2 separate regions of the Mus musculus genome follow, and region 1 is linked to region 2. A link is a loop called in an ENCODE intact Hi-C map of the cell type or tissue named here. Cell type or tissue: left cerebral cortex. All regions are shown on one strand.

Region 1 (8,000 bases), 320 kb before region 2:
CTGGGGTGAAGCTTTATTTTCCAGTTTGGTTTTGGCCTTTTGAAATGCCTTTTGGAGAACCTCTTACCTCTCCATCTAACGCCTTACAGGCCTCTAAACCTAACTGCCTTTGCACTTGAATCTGATCTCAGTACCCCTCAGATAATCAATCAAAATGGCCAGCCAGCAGCACCCTAGATCCCCACATTATTAGAGACCTCTACAACTATTGCTAGTGATTAGAGAAATGGAGATTCCCTATGTTCAAGCATTCTCTTATCTTCGCTCTAAGCCTTCCCTCTGTTCTTCCTGTTCCCTGACTCAGCTCCTTCTTGCTATGAAGTCTGAACAAGAGGAGTCTTCCACTACTCTTGATCCTGCTAATGAGCACTCCCCTTACAGGCCTCAACCTACAGTCGTTCTTCTCCTCCCATATCCTTCAGTCTCTTCCTCTCCCTCTCCAGCAAGAGGAGATTTTATCATTCCTAGGAAGAGCTGGTTTCTTATGTTCCTAGATTTCCTCCTTTGCCCTCCCTGTCCTCTCCCTATATGGGGGATCCCTTGGCCCCTCACATAAACCCCTTCTAATACCCATTATCAAGCCCTTTCCGAAGCTCTAACAGCTCTTCCTTCAGGTTCCAGCCCTACATCTCCCAGACTTAACCTGTCTTTTCTCCCATGATGTTAATAGAGAGAAAAGGACGTGCTCTTGGGGGTCCAGGCCACCAACTAGGATCTTCTTTGTACCTGCAGCATACTTGTCAAAGAAATTAGACCTGACCACCAAGGATGGGCACCTGCAGCTGAGCTCCTCATACATGAATAAGAAAAACCTCTAATTTTTGGGTTACCCACCACTATCTTCTTCTCCCACAACCTGTCCCACATCTTAACATATAAAGGCTTATAAATTCTATCTCCCTCCTGGGCTCGCTCATGCCCTCTCTTTCCTTCTCCCCCTCGCCCATCCCCCTCTCTCTGTGACACTAGTTAAAAAGTGACACTTACTTTCCAATCATGCCCACCCCTCAACATCTCAAATCTTCTTACCCTAACACAGATCACTCCCAATCTCTTTCTTTCACTGAAACCTTAAAGGAACAACAGCGACAACCCTCACACTGAGGGCACACTGCCTCAGGCCATCTATAGCTGGTACACAGATGTCAACTCCTTTTTACACAAGGGGTCCAAAAAGCAGGCCATGCCATGGAGTCAGATACTGAGGTGGTTGAAGCACGCCCCTGCCTGCCCACACCACTAATCAACAGGCTGAACTAATAGCTCTCACCCATGCCTTCCAAGTGGCACAAGGACAGTCCCTTAACATCTCCACTGACTCCAAATATTCCTTTCAAATCCTCCTGTCTCATGTTGCCATCTGGAAAGATAGCATACTACTTACAACAAAAGGAGGATCAATAACCAAGCCAGACCAAATAATGGCCATCGTAAAAGCCTCCCATCCCCCCAAGGCTATAGGAATTGTCCAGCACTAATTCCACCAGACTGACAATTTTGTCATCTCTACAGGAAAATAATAGCCAATGCAGTGGCTACAGCTGCAGCCCTTGGAGGCCCAGGCCTATCCCACCCACCACAAGATATCCTTAAATGACAACCCATATCCCCACTCTCACCCCTGACACTCAACAAATTCTATCAGCAGCTCTTTCATCCAAAGAGCCACACCTTGTCTCAGTTTGTTAAGACCCATCCGCAGTGGACGCCTTGGGACTTACATTTTTTTTCTTTTTTCTTCTTTTTGAGTTAATTTTTTAAATTATTTATTCTAATATTTTTCAGTTATTGAATATTTTCCTTATTTACATTTCAAATGTTATCCCCTCTCCAGGTCTCCTCTCCAGAAACCCCCTATACCAGATCCCCTTCCCCCTGCCTCTATGAGGGTGCTCCTCCACCCACCCACCTTCTCTCGCCCTCTTGTCCTGGCATCCCCCTACACTGGGGCATTGAACCCCCTCAGGCCCAAGGGCCACTCCTCCCTTGATATCCAACAAGGCCATCCTCTGCCACATATGTGGTCAGAGCCCTGGGTCCCTCCATGTGTACTCTTTGGTTGGTGGTCCAGTCCCTGGGGGCTCCAGGGGAATCTGGCCAGATTGATTTCTATTTTTTTAAAGATTTATTTATCTATTTTATGTATGTGAGTTCACTGTAGCTGTATAGATATGGTTGTTGGGAATTGGATTTTTAGGACCTCTGCTTGCTTCTGTCTGTCCCACTCACTCGAGTCAACTCTGCTCACTCAGTCACTGCTTGCTCCAGCCCAAAGATGTATTTATTATTACACATAAGTACATGGTAGCTGACTTCAGCTGCACCAGAAGAGGGCGTTCTCATTACGGTGGTTGTGAGCCACCATGTGGTTGCTGGGATTTGAACTCAGGATCTTGGTAAGAGCAGTCAGTGCTCTTACCCTCTAGCCAGCCCCAGATTTACATTTCTTAAGAGCTAATACTACTTCTTGTAAAATCTGTTAGATGTCAGACCCCAACTCCAGCTATCTCTCTCTCTCTCTCACACACACACACACACACACACACACACACACACACACACACACACTTTTCCTATTCATCAGGCCAGAGACTCTCTCCCTGGAACTGATGGCAACTTGACTAAACTCCAAATATGCCACACTCAAATGTGTTACAAACTTCCTGGTCTTGGTGAACACCTTCTCAGGGTAGGTGGAGGCATTCCCCACCACCAACAAAAGGGCTCAGTCAGTCTCTGACCTCCTCCTACCCCAGGAGACCATTCCCAGCTTTGGAATCCCCATCTGCCTCTAGTTAGACAATGGTCCTGAATTCACCTCCCAGGTCTCCCAAACCCTATGCAAAGCCCTCAAACATCCATTGGCACTTCCATATTCCATACCACCCCCAGTCCTCAGGAAAGAGAGAATGAACTAGCTCCTTTAAAACCACCCTTGTCAGCTGGGTGTGGTGATGCACACAGCCTTTAATCCCAGCACTCGGGAGGCAGAGGCAGGAGGATTTCTGAGTTCAAGGCCAGCTTGGTCTACAAAGTGAGTTCCAGGACAGCCAGGGCTATACAGAGAAACCCTGTCTCAAAAAAACAAAACAAAACAAAACAAAGCCACCCTTGTCAAACTCTCACAAGAACTTTACCTTAATTGGGTAAAGCCCTTCTCAGGCTACAGGCTCCCCCCAAGTGACCTCTTTCCATCTCTCCTTATGAGCTCATGTATGAACAACCAGTTCTGACCCCCTGTCGTTCACCCAAACAACTCACTTTTCCCTGATCACCAACTCACCTCCTTACTCTGTCATCTCCTCTCTCTCCTATGGAACGTTACTGACCACTACCTACCCTGACCATATGCCAACTCCTGTTTGTCCCCAGTCACCATTGCAGATCAGGTCCTTATCTCCCCTCCAAACCAAGGTCTCTCCCCCTCTCCCCCTAAATTGCAGAGCCCTTTAAGGTAATTCTTGTAACCCCCACAGCTGCTAAGCTTGAGGGTCTCCCTCTTTGAGTCCCCTATCCCACCTCCAGCCCTTTACTCCTCTGCCTCAAGATAATTTCAACCCCAACAGGACCCTGCTCCCTTAAGTGTCAGGAGACCCCGAGATCAGCCACCTTATTCCTGCTTCCAGGAGAATGAGGCTTCACCCTGGCAGCCAAGCTCTACTCTACTAAACTGGATATAGAGTTTTCTTCCTCTCCCTCCTGTCCACTTCTGTCAGGGTAACTCTTACATATACAGATAAGAGACCCTCACTTCTACAAATCAGTCCTTCCAAATAGGCTTGGGAACTATTCCACAGCCGGCTGTCAGAAGCCAGGTAAAATTCCCATCAACCCTATGTTCACTCCTCCTCCTTCATTTCATGACCAGACGGAATGTTATTGTAAAGAGTAGCCAGATGTACATGGAGGCTGCCCTTACTAGTCTTGCCAATACTATGTGCTACATGTGCACCTAGCCCCAATTCCTACCTCTGTCTACAAAATGGGGCTGTTCATCTCTATCTTAGGGATCTGTGTGAGAAACAGGTTTGTTACCAGTAAGTTCTACTGTTTCTTCAGCCCCCACCCCCACCCCACCCCACCCCCAGCACCCAGGGAGCACAGTTAAAATTCAGAGAAAATACCAGTCACTCAGCCCTTGGAGCTAGGAGAAATAATGGAGGTGAGTCAACATCCCTCCACGGTTGTAACCTCTTTAACATCCCTTCTCCTAAATAATACAAACCTGTCATTTTGACTCCTCCTCAGATTCTGACCTCCACAGACCTACCAACTCCTCATTGTCACCCAACCTGGCCACTTTGGGGATTGCTGGCTATGAGTTCCTCCTAGGACTAGCTCACAACTGCTTACTTACAGCCTCTCCCGTAACGTCATCAAACAATCTTACGTCACCATTCACCAACTGCCCTGAGTCCAGTGTCGTCACAACTCCTTACCTTTTTCATATCACTCTCTTTGGCATGGCAAACAACTATGAGGCATCCAGGACACATTTTGTAGGGGCATTAAATTTCTTAGACTGCAATAAAACTCTAACCCTTGCCACCCCATCTCAGTCCCAGTATCCCAGTGCTTTGATTCTTCATAGTACTCAAGTCTCCCGTCACCTACCTGCCAGTTGGTTAGGAGTTTGCATGCTAGTATTTCTCTTCCCCAAGTTGCGGATGACACAAGAAGAAAAGCCTGTACTGATTCTGGTTGTGGACTCAATAGCTGCCCTACATAATAAAAGGCCAGTTCAAATCCTGCCCCTTCTGGCCATCACAGGAATTATGTGGACCAGCAGGACTGACCACCTCCCTGGCAAGGTTCTTCAGTCATGTTCCCAGTGCATTCAGATCCTCCAACATATGGAGGATCTGAAACCCTACTCACCCTTCAAGGACAAATTGACTCTTGGCAGCAGTGGTCCTCCAACATGGACAAGAACTAGATCTTTTGACAACTGAAAAGGTGGCCTTTGCCTCTTCTCCAAGAGGGACGATGCTTCTATGTCAGCCAATCCAGTACAATACAAAACAAAAATCCACCAGCTCCAAACAGACCTCCAAAAAGGTAAGGAAAAACTCAATGCCTCCAGTCCCTGGGCCTCTGAGGGCCCCGTATGGAAGTGAATACTTCCCTTCATGACCCTCTCCCTTCTCCATTTCCTGTTTTTACTAACTTTATCAGTCTCTTCTCTACCTTTCTCCGACGACAAATTAAAAAACTCTCCAATCAAACATTTAATCAGTTCTTACAGGACCACCAACCCCTAGCCACGGGGCCAGAGACTTATGACTGCTGAATATGTCCTGCTGGTGAGGATCAACAGTGCTCCAAAGATGTCGCCATCCCCAGACAGCAGGAAGCAATCTAAGGAACACGGCGCCCCCATTTCTACCTCACCTGTCACCCCTTCCTATTCCTCACCTTTTATAATAAATAAGAGAGAGGAATATAAGAAAACTAAGAACCATCCTCATTCCAGAACCAGGTCTTCCCTACCCAGCCTGCCTTCAGTAACTCAAGAGACAGCAGCCACGTCATCTCACCAGTCACCAAATGCAGCCCATTTCCAATCATCGTAGGTGGCGTATTCTCCCTGTGCACATTTACTGTATCCCTTTATAAAGCCTGTGTCTTCACAACTTGTTCTCTTTCTCCTCCATCCTTGCTCAAAGGCTGTCTTTGTATACCCTCCCCCAAGCCCCACTAAATCTCTTGAGTGAGGTCTGTTGCATGTGTGACTTTATGGCATTCCTTGGCCCCAATCTGCCAAGATGCTCTTCTGCTGAGAAACCCCAACTACTGACACTTGGGAGACCTCAGGAGTATAGCGTGTGTCCATTGATGTAGCTAGCAAATGCTTTTCTTCTGTTAGGTGAGAAAGCAAGAGCACATATTGTTAGAAATAAGTTCAGGAACACAGAGAAAGACATGACCAGTCCAACCGAAGTATCTGGACAAGGCAAACTTGACTCTTGATCAAAGGGTATCCTCTGAAGAGCAAACATCCCAACACAGGAAGTACATTTGGTTTTTATTTTACCTCAGCTGTGTCTTTTCCCCATTGGCTGGGGTCCGACCTCACAGTCTTATTCAGTTGGCTAGTCTGCAAAGAACTGGTGCACAGGAAATGGAAGAAGCAGGAAGGGGTCACTGCTCCAAGGAGAAAAGGGTCACTGTTCCAGGCCATTGAATTCCTAGTCTAGAGCATGGAGCCTTTGTGTAAACAAAGGTTTTACTGGGTAGGGAACTAAAGCATTTTCATAAGTCTTGTAAGGAAAGGGAGATAAACAGATTTGAATTCCTGGTTTTAAACACAAGTTTTACAGTATTCGATAGAAAAAGTCATAGTTGATATTTCTTACACATATTTACATCGTTACTCCAAAGTTATGACCTAAATAAGAATATTCTATCAAAGCAAAGGAGCACAGTAAGACATATGCAGGAAAACAACAAGAAACAAACAAACAAAAGGAGTCTTGTGGACACACTGAAATATGACAATTCCACCCTACCAAATGACAATAGAATTTATATGTTGCCTTCTGTCGATCAGGGCATACATTAGTACTAAGGCTAAGAGAATAAATACTTCTTTTAGAAATGGAGCCAATTCAGATGCTTTCTGCATTGGAATCCCTTGACTATAATGGAATGTGCTATTGACCATAAGTATTCACTATCATTCCCTAAGGAATGAATACATTCTTCTGTTTTGAGCAAACAGTAGCAGATTAAGATGTGTCTCTTCTCGGCAGTCAGCCTGCGTCAAGTAGAAAGATCAGCTCAGGATCCTGGCCAGAACCATCAGTAATCATTTTATTGCCAATGGTTTATATAACGCTTAGCACAAAGCACATATTTATAACCACTGATGAGTTAATTGAACCATATTTTCCCCCACCTATAACTACATAGTAAACTACACTTCTGGAGCCACCATATCTATCTTACCTGGATTCCAGATCTAAGTAAAATCTTACCTGGATTCCAGATCTAAGTAAAGTTATTCCCAGAGAGCTTTCATTTGAGGGGATAAGGTAGGGTTGGGGAGGAGGGTCCAATTGTATCCTGTTAACAAGTATTGACCATGACATTTTATGTCAAGATAAGACACTACAGACAGCTAAAATGTGACAAAGACGGCTAAAGCTTGTGTCCAGCACCGGAAGTAGTATGTAATCAAGTCTTCAAATTTCATCCCAACAAACTTTTCCTTCTTGGTTGTTGTTTTAAGATAGAGTCTCACTACGCAAACAAGGCTGGCCTCTGCTTCCTGAGTGCTGTTAACTGCAGGCCCGAATTACCAAAGCCCACATTCAATAAAAACGACAGCATTTTTCAAAAGTCTAATTTAGGGAAGATTCACCCATTAGACAACCAACACTATACTATGCATTGCCTTTCACAACACAACAAGTCAAGGAAAACCTGTAGGCTATTGCTTTTAAAACAGTACTCCATCCTGCCTTAGGAGCCTACCTGCCTACCTCTAACACAGCATCCTGCCTTCCCACACAGAGCAGGTTGCCCAGAGACCTCCTCTGACCCAAGAGACAGGCTTCCACAGGGCAGTGAAGGCATCAATTCCAAAAGCGGAGATCCCAGCTGGCAGGACGCGAGACAAGCTGTCTGCCAGGGAGGGTGAAACAATGATACTCACCCCACCCCCAACTCCCTGTCTCTAAATATACAAGTAAGCAAGCTCGTGGTGTTTCACACTCTTAATCCCAGCACTCAGGGAGCAGAGGCAGGAGGATCCTCGTGAGTTCCAGGCCAGACAGCATTACACAGACCCTGTCTTTAAAATAATTAGAATTAAATTTAAAAAGAGGGACTCTGGGAGCAAGGGGAAGACAATTAACTGGAATGAAGTTAGACCAAGAGGGTAGGTATGTCAAGAGGCTCTGCAGGGAAGATTCCTCGGAGCCTATCCTGCGAGACCACACCCACTTCTGGGCCACGCCCCATGACTCCCGTGGGCGGGGCAGAGGGAGGAGCTGGCG
Region 2 (8,000 bases):
CTCATTTCAAGAATATTACATAAACAGAACCATATGGTATGTAACTGCTTAAGATTTTTGTTTTTTAAGTTATCATATTTTCTTTGAGGTCTACCCAAGCTATTACTATAGCTACAACTTGGGCCCCTTTATTGCTGCATAGTATTCCAAACATAGATGGTATGGATACACCACAGTTTAACTTACTCAGTGAGGGACATTGGAGTTATTTCCAGAAATCAACAACCCAATTACTAATTTTAAACAGAAATTCCATAATAAGAAAATTCCTTTCTCAAGATTTAAAAAAGTCTAACACTATTTAAGCTTGCACACATGCAGAAAATTTTAATTTCATATTAGAACTTTTCATTTTATTTTTATATTCTAGATCATCCCTTAGTATAATGACCTGCAGCTGATTAAACTTGTACCTCAAATTGCAAGGAGACACAACCATGTAGTTATGGAACCCTTTCATGTAGAAGAGGTTAGTAAAGCTACCAGCACAACTACAAAGTCAGCTTCAATCTGTCACTAAACTAAAATTGGCATAAGTCAAATGGCAGAACTTTCCTTGCATCAGACATCAGATTACACCTCTAAAAGTCAGAAACACAAACAAATAATTTCATTTAATTTCTTTTAAAAGAAAATTACACCAAGTTATAGATGACATAAATGGAGAAGCCCAAAGAGCTCCCATCCAAAAATGCTAAGTGATCTAGTATTTACAGAATAAGAGGCTCAAAAATGCTTTCCTGAGAAGTGAGTTTACAGGTAAAAATTAAGAAGAGTCACAAGGGCTGGAAAGACAGCTGAGGCGCTAAGAGCACTGAGTGCTCTTTTAGAGAACCCATCTTCAATTCCCAGCAGCCACATGGCAGTTCACAACAGTGTATAACATCAGTTCCAGAAGATCCTATACAGTTTTTCTGACCTGAGGGCACCAGACATACAAGAGGTGCAGAGACATACATGCAGGCAAAACATCCATATACATAATAAGAAATAACTTTTAAAAAGGTATAAACTGCCAAGCATGGTGCACGTGTTTTTAAACCTAGCACTCAGGAGGCAGAGGCAAGTGGATCTCTAAAGTGTGAGGCCCAGTTTGGTCTACAAAGAGAGTTCCAGGACAGCAAGGGCTACACAGAGAAACTGCCATGAAACATCCTCCTTCCACTCCCCGAAAAGGTACAAACCTACCAACTGACAAAGCAAAGAGCAATAGAACTCTAAAGGAAACTGTTTACCTTAATGTATGTGTGAACACTAAGAATGGGTGGGCAGCACAACAGTAAAGAACAAAACCTGGAAATAAAACAAACTGCAGGGAAATTCAGGCAGAGAACTAGCTTTGAGCCATGATTTAGAACTTATTTCACTTGTCCATCACTGACTTATTAAACTGCATTGTGGAGATTATATATATTCATATGTAAGTTAACACCAGATATAAGCAAGTTGTTTTACTTAATTTAGCCAGGCCCTTATATAAGGATCCAAGTTAATTTGATAGAAATTTTATTATGTTATTTGGTGCATGATGCATGTTTGTATTACTAATAAAAGTTTATAGTGAGCTCAAAGGATTAAGTGCCAGGCAATGTAATCTTTTTTTTTTTTTTAACATTTAGTATTATATGGGAAAAAACTAATACATTTCCTTTTCTATCACCTGCCAATTTAGTTACCTAAAACCATAAATAAATTATTCTTCCTATAGGCAAGAATGGGAAATGGAGGGCTGGTTCTGTGGTTTGCAACAAGAGCAATCCGAAATTTTCATTTCCACTTGGAAACACATCCACCTCTATGACATGTGAGTGCTGGACATTTTTACAACAGGTCATGGGAAGGGTTAATTGGGAAGTTTTCTACTTCAAGTAGGAACAGAATATTATAGTTTCATTAGTCTTTAGCATACACAACTCTTACTACACTTCCTTGTTTATAAGAATTGCAGCTTAATAGTAACCCAAATGGTTATAACTGGATATTTAAAACGTCAGTTCAAACAAAAACCTCTTTAATTACTGGGTAAGTCCCTTTAGAGAAGCACCCAAGTACACAGAGCTCAATAACTCAGTGGCATGTGACCATGTAGATGCTGTCAATCTTGGATAGTACCAGCAACACTTCATAACACAACTGTTGGCATGCTAATCGAAACCTGGCTCGGCTGCACCAACTCCAAGGACACCTTTATGTGTGAAAACTATACTTTCAAATATACTTGGGAACAGGGAGGAATATGGTATTTCAAAGAAAAAAAAATACCCAAGGACTGCTAAACAATGGAGTAGGAACTAAAGAGCAAGGATTTAACTCAATGTTGGAATACTTGCTGGCATGTATGAGGTGAAAGGTTCAATCCCTAGCATTGAGGAAAAAAAAATAGCAAAAATAAAACCAACAAACCTCAAGAGCACAAAGCAACAGTCTGGTAAGATAACTTTCTCAGTCTTAACTTTGTATCAGTCACTTGGTTTCTCTGGTAACAGAATGAGTCCAAAAGCAACTGTAAACTAGACCTTGAAACATATTAACAAAGTAAAGCAGGACAACAACCCTAGTTTACTACTAAAACACTAAAACACAAAGCACATTTTTATTATGGGTAATCTATTTGAAATATGTTCCAAACGCAGAAATTTTAAACAAAAGGAAAAAAGATACTGTGTATGACAAAATTCTCTTTGATACCCAATGACCAATTTCATATATTCTGTCTGCTTAAAAAAAAAATGGCTAAAGGCTAGCAAGATGGTTTAGTGCATAAAGGCACTTGGCCTTCAAATCAGACCACCTGAGTTCAATCCCAGAGACCAATAGGATAGAAGAAGAACTGATTTCTCCTAACCTTACCACTGTCCTCCACCCTCCTAAAATGTATCATGGTACTTCTGTGCTGCGCCCCGTACCCCAGTAAATGTAATAAAACAAAAACAAAAAAATTGGCTATGAGATATTGTTTTAAGCCACTGTGTACATTAACACTCAACAGTAGAAGAGATTTTTGAGACTGCAACAATACTCTGCATATGAACAGCAAATTCATTCTCTAAATATGAAAATGAGAAAACAAAGATAAAAACTTAATGTAACAAATATATACATGTGAGACACAATCCTAGTAGCTTTACATAGTCTATTTACAGCTCCATAGATTAAGCATTATCCTCCCCATTATTAACCGAGGTTAGGTTAGATTAGCCTCATAAAATGGTCCCACAAATAGTAAAAGAATGTAGTCCCCTGTATTTTCATCAGACCTTCCATACAAAGAATTCATGAGACCTAAATATATCACTGCATAAATTGCCAACTAATTATCAAGTTTGGGGAACTATGCTAGGGAATGTATGCTATGGGGACTCAATGGAGAAGCTGAGGGAACTAATCTTCAAAAGCTATGTACTACATTAAAAAAATCAGTAACACATAACCAGATTCCTTCTTAATCCAAGTGAATGGATCTATTTTACTTCTGTATCTACTTGCATTATTTTGAGAACATGGCAGATTCCTAAGGTACTTCTGTGACCCAGAAGAAATAGTCTATTAGTCAAAGCATAGGTTGTTTATTCAGAACCAGTGTTCTCTCTAAAACAAATAAATCTTAGAAATGGGGTGGTCTGTAGCCATGCCTATTATAGATTACAGGGTCCACTAAAGTCATATTCTCCTAGGCTGAAAAAGCAGAGTGGAATTTGAAAAGATGGGCACACTATCAAAATCTGATACAATTATAAGACAATCCCCTAAAATATAAAGACATAAAATCTGAAGAGAATGATATTTCTTCAGTTAAATGGGTAGCTACATGAACTCTACTGATTCAAGTATTATAAGGAAGGGGCTTCGAGGTTGATTTCATCTTTTTATGACTCGATGCTCTTGGAATCAATGACATTTAAATTTAAGAGGTTTCTTTAGCTGGGCGATGGGGGGCCACACCTTTGATCCCAGCTCTTGGGAGGCAGAGACAGGTGGATTCTGTGAGCTCAAGGCCAGCCTGGTCTACATTGTGAGTACCAGGACAGCCAGGGCTACACAGAGAGACCCTGTCCAGGGAAAAAATCTAAAATAAAGGGGAGTATGGTATGAGATTCTTTAACGTGACCCAGCCAAACTATAACCTTAGGAGTGGGATATGTGTGTTTGTGTGTATTCATTCATGCTAGAAATTCTATTTTTACCTCTTCAGAAATGCACCTTATTATTTAGTAAGCAGCACTGCTTTGGAAGATACCTCTTCACCTCTAACTAGTTTAGGGGACTTGCTCTCTCAGGACCCAATTCACAGAAGTCACAACAGCCAAACCCAATTTTGTTTCTCCTTAAAAGCAACTTCAGACAACAGTGACAATCTCTGGTACATAACCACAAGAAGAAAAAAAAAAAAACTTCTAATATACAGGGATGGAAAGGGGGGAGGGGGATTTACATCATAACGTCCCCCGTAGGTTCGTCCATCAACGACCAAGGCTCTGACAGTCATTCAACTTTCTTGCTAATTTCCCCACTGTGTTTTTTCTAGCAGTACGGGCAGTACGGGCACGACGTGCTGTTTCCCTTTTGGTGTGTGTGACAATTCCCCGGAGCGGGGGTATCAGCCCCGGGCATCTGGTCCAGGCCCCGGAGAACAGTTCCGCGAACGGTCCCTGCTCCAGCCTGGCCTGACTATGTTGCTTTTCCCCTCCGTCCTCCCCGGATCTCCAGGGCTCGCAAGAGCAGCAGCTGCAGCAGGGACGCTCGGGAACCTGTCCCCAGCTCCCCCGCTAGGCCTCAAGGGGTTGGCGCTGCACATGGCCCCCAGCGAAGCGGCGGGCACCGCGCGGTGGAGGCGACTAGAGGGCTCGCCTCAGAACCCGACGGCCCCTGGCGGGCCGGAGGAGAGGGGAGGGACGCCGTCTCCTCAGCGCTTAGCTCCCCGGCTGCCTCACTCTCCCGCTCCGTTAGCGCTACCGGTTGGCGGGCGGGGGAGGGGAGCGAGCGCGTTATTCCCGGGGCGCCGCGGGGGAGGGGACAGCATCTCTTACCCGCGTTACTGAGAAGGAGCAGGAGGAGGTGGCGGGAGCGCGGCACAGCGGGGCGACGGCGGGGCCGGCTGGTTGCAAGGTAGAGTCTCACGGAAGGGAATTAACCCCATCACCAGCCCGGACACCGGCTCCAGCGGCAGCCGCGGCGGCAGAATCCCGCCCCTTCCCACCACGCACTGGCCCCGCCTCTCCGTCGCGTTGACGGAAAGCAGCCTACCTCATACGCTAGGTCAACATTAAGTGACATACAAATTATCCAATCAGCGTTTGAAAACCACTTTCGCTCCACCCCCATTATCACTGCGGGACAGCGGGAGAACGGGACTAAGTCTATCTCCACCCACAAAAGAAAAAGAACCAATCCCGGGCAAGTTGTCGTCCCTGAACGACGTAAGAGTCAACCAATGATAAAGCTAGGAGGACAGCCATTTTGCCCACTTGTGAAAGAGCCACCTTTCCCACGAGTAGAATCCTGAGGTGGGCGAGTTCCGGGCGATTTTAATCACTGGAGATGTGGTAGACAACTCTCTTTCTTCAGGGAATGATTATAGAGCTTTTTAAGGATGAAAGGACAATTTTGTCGTTCATGTGGGAAGATGAGAGGAAGGCTTTAAGGATGTGGCTCCGCCCCTTAGCGGTAACGGGTTCCAGGCTGAACACCTGGTTCCTCCAGTCTTAGTGGTGGAGGCAGGGCTTCTGAGCACTTTGGCTCCTGCGACTACAGTTCCCAAGATGCTTTGAGACCCTGTTTTCCTCATTTTGCTTCCGGTAGTGTTTCATGGGAATTGTAGTTCTTGAGAGGTTACGGTGTAACCTCCTTGTCTAGATGAGTAAGAGGAAATTTTTGAATAATTTGGAGTTGAGAATGAAGTCGCAAGGTTCTAGTCAGGTCTTTTCGCATCGCTAAAGGAAGGAGAATATAACAGGGTTGGGAATTTTCTCAACACATTACAATGTTTTAGAGTGCTGGTATTTGAACTCTTCCAAGTCTAGGTCATCCGTTTAACGTCACTTCCGCTTAGTTGAAGACGCTTGCAAAAAGTTTGGCGGGAGTTGAAGATTATGAAGCTAGTGCTGCATTTTGGCGGACTGTATAGGGCAAGAGATGGGAAATTGACTGCACTTTAATTGCGCTATAAGAAAATAGTGGGTAACAGTCGGGCGTGGTGGCTGATGCCTGTAACAGCTGGAAGCTGAAAGGTCGCCGCGAGTTCATAGCCTGGGCTACAGAGTGAGTTTTAAAACAGCTGGGACTACAGAATTCACCTTGTCTAAAATAACCCCCCCCCCCGCACTGCCCCCTCCCCCTAAAAAAACCCATCCAGAAATATGAAATGGCATGGGTGTAATTCTCGAGCCTGTAATGTAATTTTCTACTTTGCTACTTAGTCTTGCAGAGCCAGTGTTTATCAGATCTGTTCACTCTTGAGTTTGTAGAGGATGCTTTAATTTGCCTTTAGCTACTGTCTGTGAAGCAGCATAGGTTCATGTCCTGGAAGGTATTGGAAATTCTGAACTAATTCCTCCCATTTATACAAATAGTCCCCAGAAGTCAGAAGTTGCCTTTGAACAGGATCTTAAAAAAAAAAAAGTCTCCTCCATCATTTTTATGGAGACTTTGTCTTACTACTTTTCTCATAAATATTTATTGAGCACTTACACTAGTGGTAAATATACTAGGCTTAAAGGATTGAAGAGTGCACAGAAAGGTAAGTTTTGTTTAAAACGAGTTAGAAAGATTAAGCAAAATTTATGTTACTTGGTCTTTTTAATATCTCCAAATTTAGCATCTTCATAGTTATGTTTTGTGTGTTGATTTGGTTTCCTCTTTGCTTTCTACTTTTAGATTTAAAAACCATTCCTTTCTATTTTCATTATTTTTATTGAAGTATTAAGTCTGTGTCCAGAACTGTTAAGAGGTGTTTTATATACTATGTGGATGAGAGTCCTAACTAGTGCAATCCCAGAGACAGAAATATATCTGCAACTTCCAAGCAGACAAAACACTCTTACTTTTTTAAAGAAAATAAATGTTTTTGCTTTTCAATATAATACTTTCACGTGTGTGTGTGCAAGTGTGTGTGTGTGCTATATGAATATTAAACAGAAGGCATCATCCCCATCTAGGAGTTAGAGTTTCAAGTGATAACTTAGCATTGTCCATAAATGCTTAGTTGGGATTTTTTTCATAAGTCCTTCCAGAGTAGAAGTCAATATGTAGTAATAATGACAATCATATTACTGAATATTTAATCTGAGCCCCAAAAGGGCTAAGGGTGTTTAGTATGTCTTTTATTTTTTTGAGTGCTGGAGACAAACCGAGAGCCTTGCATTTGCTGGATAATGTGCTTTGTCACTGTGTTCCAGCCTCACTTTCAACTCTAAACCATTGCTTCTCAAATGTTTAGGAATCTCAAAAAGTTCAGCCTTCCCCTGCCACCGGGATGCTGGGATTAAAGGCTGTCACCACCATGCCTAGCAAAAAGGTGTTACTTTTTGTTCTGTTTTGTTTTTTTCTTAAAGGTTTATTTATTTTATGTGTCTGAGTGCGTGCATGTATGTGCACCATGTACATGCCTATAAGAAGTCATTGGATCTCCTGAAACAGAAGTTCCAAATGGTTGTGAGCCACCTTCTAGGTGCTACAAATCTAACCTGAGTCCTCCGCAAAAGCAGCAAGTGAACCACTGGCCCATTATTCTTGGCCCTCTGCAGAATGACCTGTTAGGTTTTTTTACAGTCCAGTCTTTATCCCCATCCTGTTCCGCCCCCTGACTGTTCCTCATCCTATAGTTCCCTCCACCCCCAATCTCCAAGAGGATGCCCCCACCCCACCAGACCTCCCTACTCCCTGGGGCCTCCAGTCTCTTGAGGGTTAGATGCATCTTCTCTCACTTAGTCCAGACCCTGCAGTCCTCTGCTGTGGATGTGTTGGGAATCCTCATATCAGCTGGTGCATGCTGCCTGGTTGGT

What was found. Hi-C counts contacts between places; a loop is a spot of excess contacts. Peaks named below come from ENCODE experiments on the same cell type or tissue, not always from the same donor. Only the 100,000 strongest peaks of a DNase experiment are listed, where the experiment ranks them.
Region 1: a loop joins it to region 2, with 7 times the contacts of the local background. A loop is called at or near these places in 3 of 42 quality-filtered maps.

Annotation. Positions count from the first base shown.
Region 1 is chr1:128,417,400-128,425,399 of GRCm38, reverse strand. Dars (aspartyl-tRNA synthetase) reads left to right here and starts at 7,984. Exons shown (of 16, transcript NM_177445.5): 1 at 7,984-8,000. In left cerebral cortex, a CTCF peak has its summit at 4,761; no DNase peak of the experiment used is centred here; H3K4me3 peaks cover 395 bases; H3K27ac peaks cover 49 bases.
Region 2 is chr1:128,100,511-128,108,510 of GRCm38, reverse strand. It overlaps Zranb3 (zinc finger, RAN-binding domain containing 3), which reads left to right and starts at 6,040. Exons shown (of 21, transcript NM_027678.3): 1 at 6,040-6,258. R3hdm1 (R3H domain containing 1) reads right to left here and starts at 5,205. Exons shown (of 27, transcript NM_181750.2): 1 at 5,028-5,205. It also overlaps the pseudogene Gm29383. In left cerebral cortex, a CTCF peak has its summit at 4,802; DNase peaks (open chromatin) are centred at 4,777, 5,341, 5,707, 6,005 and 1 more place; H3K4me3 peaks cover 4,286 bases; H3K27ac peaks cover 2,382 bases.